Regions from separate parts of the Mus musculus genome. Here all the other regions are linked to region 1. A link is a loop called in an ENCODE intact Hi-C map of the cell type or tissue named here. Cell type or tissue: left cerebral cortex. All regions are shown on one strand. Region 1 has its middle 130 kb from the start of Gm24470. Region 2 overlaps Dmd (dystrophin, muscular dystrophy). Region 3 overlaps Dmd (dystrophin, muscular dystrophy).

What was found. A loop is a pair of places that touch in the nucleus more often than their neighbours do. Peaks named below come from ENCODE experiments on the same cell type or tissue, not always from the same donor. Only the 100,000 strongest peaks of a DNase experiment are listed, where the experiment ranks them.
Region 2: it touches region 1 in a loop (4-fold over the local background); 6 of 42 quality-filtered maps call a loop at or near these places.
Region 3: it touches region 1 in a loop (10-fold over the local background); 2 of 42 quality-filtered maps call a loop at or near these places.

What each region holds. Positions count from the first base shown.
Region 1 is chrX:82,816,131-82,818,630 of GRCm38, forward strand. It overlaps a transcript of Dmd not described here. Among named protein-coding and RNA genes, the nearest start is that of Gm24470, 130 kb to the left of the region's middle. In left cerebral cortex, a CTCF peak has its summit at 1,096 (motif pointing right); DNase peaks (open chromatin) are centred at 324, 667 and 1,106; H3K4me3 peaks cover 1,490 bases; H3K27ac peaks cover 1,045 bases.
Region 2 is chrX:83,739,341-83,741,840 of GRCm38, forward strand. The region is part of intron 17 of Dmd (dystrophin, muscular dystrophy); the gene reads left to right. Among named protein-coding and RNA genes, the nearest start is that of Gm46696, 140 kb to the right of the region's middle. In left cerebral cortex, a CTCF peak has its summit at 1,405 (motif pointing left); a DNase peak (open chromatin) is centred at 1,389.
Region 3 is chrX:83,786,275-83,788,774 of GRCm38, forward strand. Dmd (dystrophin, muscular dystrophy) reads left to right here. Exons shown (of 79, transcript NM_007868.6): 21 at 1-41. Among named protein-coding and RNA genes, the nearest start is that of Gm46696, 96 kb to the right of the region's middle. In left cerebral cortex, a CTCF peak has its summit at 1,335 (motif pointing left); a DNase peak (open chromatin) is centred at 1,329.

The DNA of each region.
Region 1 (2,500 bases):
TTAACAAGTGATTGCTTAAAATAGATGTCAAATAATATAGAAATAGATTTTCTTGAGTAGGAAAAGCATGATTTTTCACTAAGTAATACAGAAGCTTTCAGCTCTCTACCCTATCTCCTTAGTAGCCCAAGTTGCTAAATTACCCAAGTTAATAGACTATTATACACAAATATCTTATGTGACCTTTTAGTATACACAGTGTTGCTCCCAGGCAGTGGATCTTTTTTCTAGTAATTGTAATATCCCAGTCAGACTGGTCTAAGAACGCCACTGGCTGTTATGTAACTTTTTTTTTCTTCTGAATGTTAGTTCATGTTTTTCAATTACGTATTCCTCTTAGAAAGAGTGAGCTAACATGTATTTAAATATCAGTGAACCAATTGCAAACTGGCAGGCTAATTATACTTGTTTGTATTCATTCAAATTAATTACTAGCATATGTTTGGAAAAATAAGCAAGAATTTGAAGAGTACTTTTTTAACCTTGAAGCATACAGAATGGGGTCATCTGTGTCATTCATAATTCATTTGTATAGCAGCAATGAAAATAGTTTTCAAGATGTGCAATTAGCAGCAACGGTTTTAATAATATGGCTTTTAAAGTCTGATTATTTCTTCGAAGTACGATTGAGTCCTGTATGGTCTGTCCTAATACTTGATTGATATTTGAGGCACTCAAAGACTAACAGAATTTTGCATCCAAATCAGTGCTGATTTGCGCTAGAAGCCAAAATCTTAATGGTATCTAAATATTGTTTAAAATACTTCCTTCCCCTCTCATGTTCATTTCTCAACTTTTCTTTGTGATTTTAAGTGGTAGTTGGGGAGACACTCTTGTCCTAAATTCTTTAGTAGAACTCTTCTTTTGTGAATTGTCTCCTATGAAAAATGTGAGCTTCCTGCTCACTCATACTGCACTGTTGTTACCATAGTTACTTACAAAAGGTGGAGGGGGGATTTGAATGGAGATAATGAAATTTAAATCAGCCACTGGACTCCCCAAACTGTGAGTTCTTTTATTAGTTTGTAGTCTATGCTTCCTTCATTTGTGACTTAAGAAGCGCTTGCTATTTGGTTCTGCTGATGACTGGGAAGGACAGACACTAGGTGGCACCAGTTGTTGATTATTAATGAAATCTTACAGGCTTTGGGCCACACACCTGAAAAAAGCAGGCAGTACACCCTCTCTGACAAATGCATCTTAAGAGTTTTAGAAATGCTTGCCGATCTTTCTGGCTCTGGAATACCGTCAGCATGCAAAGCGAGGCAATGTACAGTCTCCAAATCCCAACTGCTTAATTCTGTGGCTTCTGAAGTAATACAGGGAAAAACATTTTTTTTTAAAAGATAGAAATGCATAAAAACAGAGAATGTGAAAGGCAGGTGGGACAAAATGAAATAGGATATATATCTGCATATATTTCCAAACCCTAAAATGGATAGATTTTAGAAATGGCTGTTGATATTCCTGTTTGTACAAGCACATATTGTATTTTTCCCCCTACAGCATTTGTGTGAGAAAAGCAATTATTTGTTTCTTTAAGTAAAAACCTCATGTAGCACCACTATGTATTTCCCAATTTAAAAAAAAAATGCCCTTTGGTTCCCTCTTACTGAGGACCCCGTCCACTGAAATTTCCACTTGTGATACACTTGCTGCCTTTTAGTGTGCCACACATACTTCATCTGGAAAGATGAGTTGGAGGAGAGACTATCATCTAAGAAATATGCTTTGGAAGGTTTGTTTCCCTCCATCCTATTATTCTCCCATTCTCATACCATCCATCTTTTACAAATGAAAAGGGTAAAAGAAACAGACCACATATGCATGCACACACAGAGAGAGAGAGAGAGAGAGAGAGAGAGAGAGAGAGAGAGAGAAGGAGAGAGAGAAAGAGAGAGAACATGCATACACACAATCTTGAATTTTTTTCTCAATTCTTTAAAAATAAAAGAACATAAATTCGTCCAGGAGATAGCAAGCAATAATTTAAAAAGGGAAGTATATAAATAAGGTAGGAGAATTAAATAATTGCTTGTAACTAGAAATAATTTTTCTGACAAATGAGCAATATTTTCCATCACTACTGTTAACTAGGTATTTCTGAAGAGGATGCGGTGGTCTAGGGAAAGGAATAGCATACACAATTCTTCAATGTTCTGTTTTCTTAACTTGGTAAAATTACTGTTGGTGCACATACAGACAGGGTGAAGAAATGATTACTGTTTGATATAATAGACTGGTGAATAAATATAAGCTTGTTATATTGTCCTGCACTTATTGTTTCACTTACTGAAGCATTGCAAATCAGAAAGAAAACTTCACATAGGAGAGTTGTAAGAGCTCTAGAATACTGGCTTTTATATGACTTGAACTTCATCTGTAAGAATATGCTTTTTGACCATATCCTTGGGCCTTCTTGTTCTGTGAAATATTAATATGCAGGACCTAAAACTATCAGAATAGATACCTTACTGTGAAGTAGAACAAATAAATATAC
Region 2 (2,500 bases), 920 kb after region 1:
AAAATGATGGCCCAGCAAGTATACATGCTTGCTGCAAAGATGGATGATCCATGTTCTGGGCAATGCAATCAAATAACTTTTTTTCAGTTTCATTCCCTCCAGTTCATTTGTATAAAAAATAAGCAAACTCACTGGACCTACCAGATTGGAAGAGATAAACCACTTCTACAATTTGTCCTCTCACCTTTGGATGTGAACTGACACCCAATTTCCACTGCTACTCAAAGAATAAATAAATCTAATTTTTCAAATGTATAGGGAGAAGCCATCCCTCCTACGTTACACAAAACAGGAAAATAATCAGCATCTCTTTTTACTCCAAAGAAACAGAGAAGCATTCGGGGGATTTGTATATTACACTCTCTCTTTTACAATGGTTCAAATTAGCTCTAATAGCCAGAACATAATAAAAAGGTAGCCAAAAAGTCTATAAAAATGATAATCATGGATCTGTTCCAATTAATCTTATTACAAAAAGAGGTATGAGCATATGTGTCCCATGGGCACTTGTGATAAAAATTAAAATGGATAAGGTTACTTTCCTAAGTTTTTGTCTTTGTTTTAGCTTTCTTGATTTATGGTTTTGCTGTTGTTGCCCTTAACACTAAACTGAAACATGTGCAACTAAGCTGACATGCGAGGAAGTAAGAACAATAAAGCATGATTTCATTCCCGCCAAGCACTCAGTGAAGAACACAGTTAATACAGGCTTTATATACACGAATTAATATTTATCATAGTTGTCTATAGCTTTGTGAAAACTATGAAGAATAATAGCCAAGGTTCCATATGGGAATTCAAATGATCCATATTAAAAAATAAAAGCAATCTTTTCCTTCACAAAAACATTTAATTTGGTTAAAAATCCTGAAACTCTATTTTCCCCTTCTTTTCTTCCTTTAAGTTAGTTTATCTTACATCTAGTAAGACTTAACTTGTATAATACATGGATGCAGTTACAGGCACACAGACCGAGTGTGATAATCCATTTATTTATACACTGTTTAGAGATTAGATGAATCAATGACCCAGGAACCATACCTTTGGTTACTGGCTACTGTACACAAAACAATAATGGTGTCTGCATTATGATTATTTCCCTGCGTGTTGAGAAGAGTTTAAATTATGTGGAAGGATTTTTTTGGAGTTATTGTATGTGTTAGGACTTCAAGATTCTTTTGTTTTATAAATGGCTGAAAGCATTTTAGCTCTATATCTGAAGGTGTCTTACTAACATGTTCTTTGCACACAATTTTACCTTTATCTTTGGACATTTTATGTTTCTGTATAAGAAAGCCTCCAGGAAAAATCCATTTGTCACCATATTACCTTTATGCAGATAAGAAAATGAAAGAAAAGCTAAAGAGATGCCTAGTTTTGAAAGGGAAGGTGCGCCCTCTAGTGATTCATATCTTTTCACAAGGACATTAACATTTCCAATAGAATTTTTAACTAAATGTAGTTTCAACTTAGGCATATTAAATTGCACAAGAATAGAGTCCTTACTATGACAGCATGTCACATATACATATACCACATAAGGTAATACTCATGTTACCTATTGTTAAGGTTATTTTTTTCACATATTTGTGTTTTATAAGGACTTTAAAATTTATGAAAGATGTAAACCAGTCTTGAGTCATCTGTGCTTAGCAACATTTTTTTGTCAGTCTTCTGAGCCACACACTTTTTATACTATTTCCATATTTGTTTTCATTATGACTAATTATTCTGTTATAGCTAGCACTAACTTTAACAGTTTAGAGGTTTTATTTAGTTTTAAACTTTGAGATAGTTCCCATAAATATTATATGAGTAGAAGATGTGAAAGTGACTTCTCAAAATCATGTCACATATTAGAATTACACATTAGGCTGGGATCTTAAGTGATTAAGGTTTGATATTCAGCTTAGACCAGGAGATTATTAAGACATTCTTATCTATCAGATAATGAAATACTTTGACTAAGTATAATCTCTTTCAGCAGAAGTTTGACTTTGTAGTGCATTCAGCTTTCTAACAAGAAAAGATGAAAACACCAATGACATGTAACTCAGGGACTTTCCTACCCTTAATTAGCTAAAATACTAAAGCACTGACATTACATTCTGTGGAATATATCACAAAAAGAACTCATCTTATGTAATTTGTTGTCCATAATTAATAATGCAGATAATCCGATTTGATGGACAATACTTTGGACAAATTCAAATTTAAACCCACAGTGAATAGGCCTACGTTGGGATAAAGTGAATTCTACTAAATTACATATATTAGTAGCTTTCAAAATTGCATTTATTGCAATCTAGAATCATTAAATTTTACTGTATTAAAATGTATAGTTTTGTGGAAAATGGGCTTAATTCTACACATCTAAAACTACAAGTACATGTGAGACAACAAGGAATAGGTTTCTTGATAGGAATGTTAATGTTGAAGAATGAATAAATTAATGCATTTGGAATATGAAAACAATGTAAGAATATGTAACATCAGGTTT
Region 3 (2,500 bases), 970 kb after region 1:
CTTTGATGGTGTGAGGGCCAAAGAGAAAGAGCTACAGACAAGTAAGTAAAAACACTTTTTTTTAATTGGATATTTTCTTTATTTACATTTCAAATGTTATCCCCTTTCCCAGTCCCCCAAGGCTAAACCCTCTATCTCATCCCCCCTCCCACTGCTACTATGAGGGTGTTCTCCCACCTGCCCCACCCACTCCTACCTCCTGGCCCTGCATTCCCCTACACTGGAGCATCTAGCCTTCCCAGGACCAAGGGCCTCTCCTCCCATTAGTGCCTAACAAGCTACATTTGCAGCTAGAGTCAAGGGTCCCTCCATGTGTACTCCTAGGTTGGTGATTTAGTCCCTGGGAGCTCTGGGGTATCTGGTTGGTTGATATTACTGTTCCTTCTACCGGGTTGCAAAGCCCTTCATCCCCTTCAGTCCGATTCTTTTAATGGGTTATGTGTTAATAAAATATTAAGAACTAAAAACAATGGAATTTTCCTCTTTCCACTAACAAATGACAAAATACTCACATTGTACAAGAAAATGTATCTTTTTTCACCTTCAATATTCTGATGCTTTTGGATAAAAGCAAATAAACCATAATTTTACAGATATAACTTCTCCATGGTGGGTTATGAATTCCAGAATCAGGAGTTTTGAGCATTGTTAAAAATAAAGGACCAGTTCAGTAGACTTTCACAATATTTTTTTTGTGTAGGTGGAGATATTTGTACAGGTATCTTTTGATGCTCTGTCAGGTCATCTGAGAACTACATCCTTGTGGGAACTGAATCTTAGGAAAGGACAAATTATCCTTTGGGCTATATTTTACTTTTGGAACTCAGTAATTACATAAATCCTCTTTTTATTTTCTTTGTTTTCTTAATGAAATAGAAGATAAAAGTAGAGCAATAATGCATGCATTTTCTTCTTGATTGCCTTTGTAAATATTTTTTTTAAAAAAAGGTATTTAAAACATTTCTAGAGCCTGGTATGGTGTCCCACGCCTTTAATCCCACCACTCGGGAGGCAGATTTCTGAGTTTGAGGCCAGCCTGGTCTACAAAGTGAGTTCCAGGACAGCCAGGGCTACACAGAGAAACCCTGTCTCAAAAAACAAACAAACAAACAAACAAAAAACAAAAACAAAAACAAAAACAAAACATTTCTAGAGAATTTGGATATGAATGAAGCCTTTCTAGCTTTTCTAGCTTCATTTTGTTTAAATAAAATTAAGTTTATAATATGCTTTTTTTTTTCTTCTTCTACTTTGTAAAACAGTTTTACTAAAGGTTTTATTTTTCTCTTAGGAAATCAGTCAGTAAAACTTTAAAATGATATCAGCTCCCTCTAGTGGATTGCAACATATTTGCAGATGAGCTTCAAATGAGCAAAAATATATATATTTTTTTAATAACCTAGTTTTTCATTCATCTTAGCATCACTATATTTTATTTTTTCATGAATACATAAATTTCCTTTAAAATCAAATAATTGGAAAGGGTATTCTATATCTGATCATCTTAACTAACTGGAAAGTTATTTTAATTCTCATATGCCTACTAGGTTCAATCTTCAGTTGAAAGGATTCAGGCATAGCCATATTGATAGCTGAGATTTTATGTTACTATAATGTAAAAATTTACTATTTATTTTGATTAAGTACTCATTGATATAATCGTCATGCCATATAATCATTGGTGTACACACGAAAATTATTTGTAAATCTTTCCTGACTTGTGTTTCCATACCTGAGTCCCAGCCTAGTGTGTCCTTGGAATCAACTGGGTGGTCAAGTGTCAAAAGTCATGTAGATGGGCTAGAAGGAAAGGCTCAATGGGGCACAGGGAGAACACATTTGCCACACAATTATATGTATAAGAGTATTTCTAATAATTTTGCCTACTCTTCTGGAAAACACCTATTGAACCAAATATGAAATACATTGCAAAAGAAAAGTATACCAAATTATAACATACATTCTGTTAATTTCAGTGTCTAGCTGTTTACTATGCCCTTATCATGGCATAATTACTGATGATCACAAGTCATTGATCTTGATTCATTTGCAAATAAATTGAGTTAGCAAATTATGGTTTGTGCAACAAAAATATTCAGCATTGAATACTTAAAACAGTATTTATGTCCTTATGAAACTTTGAAAATAGATCATTGAAACAAAAAAATCTGAATGATACTATCAAAGGTTGTAATAATACAAGAGTTAGGAAATATAATACTAGAGAGATGTCCTTTGAACATAACATATAACATAACCAAGTGCTCTCTATGTACTAAGTTAGAGAAAGTGTTTTGAGAGGAACAGCAACTAGGGAATTTGACCAAGGTTAAAGAAGAGTCCAGGAAAAATAAAGGAAGTCAGAAAGACCTAGTTTACTACCAGAAGGATGAGGACCAGTTTAGTTTGACATTTGCTATGTCCATGAGTGCCTGGTAAAATATTTATTTAGTGTAATTGAAGTGAATTGGATAACTATATCCATATTTCTGGAAAAAGA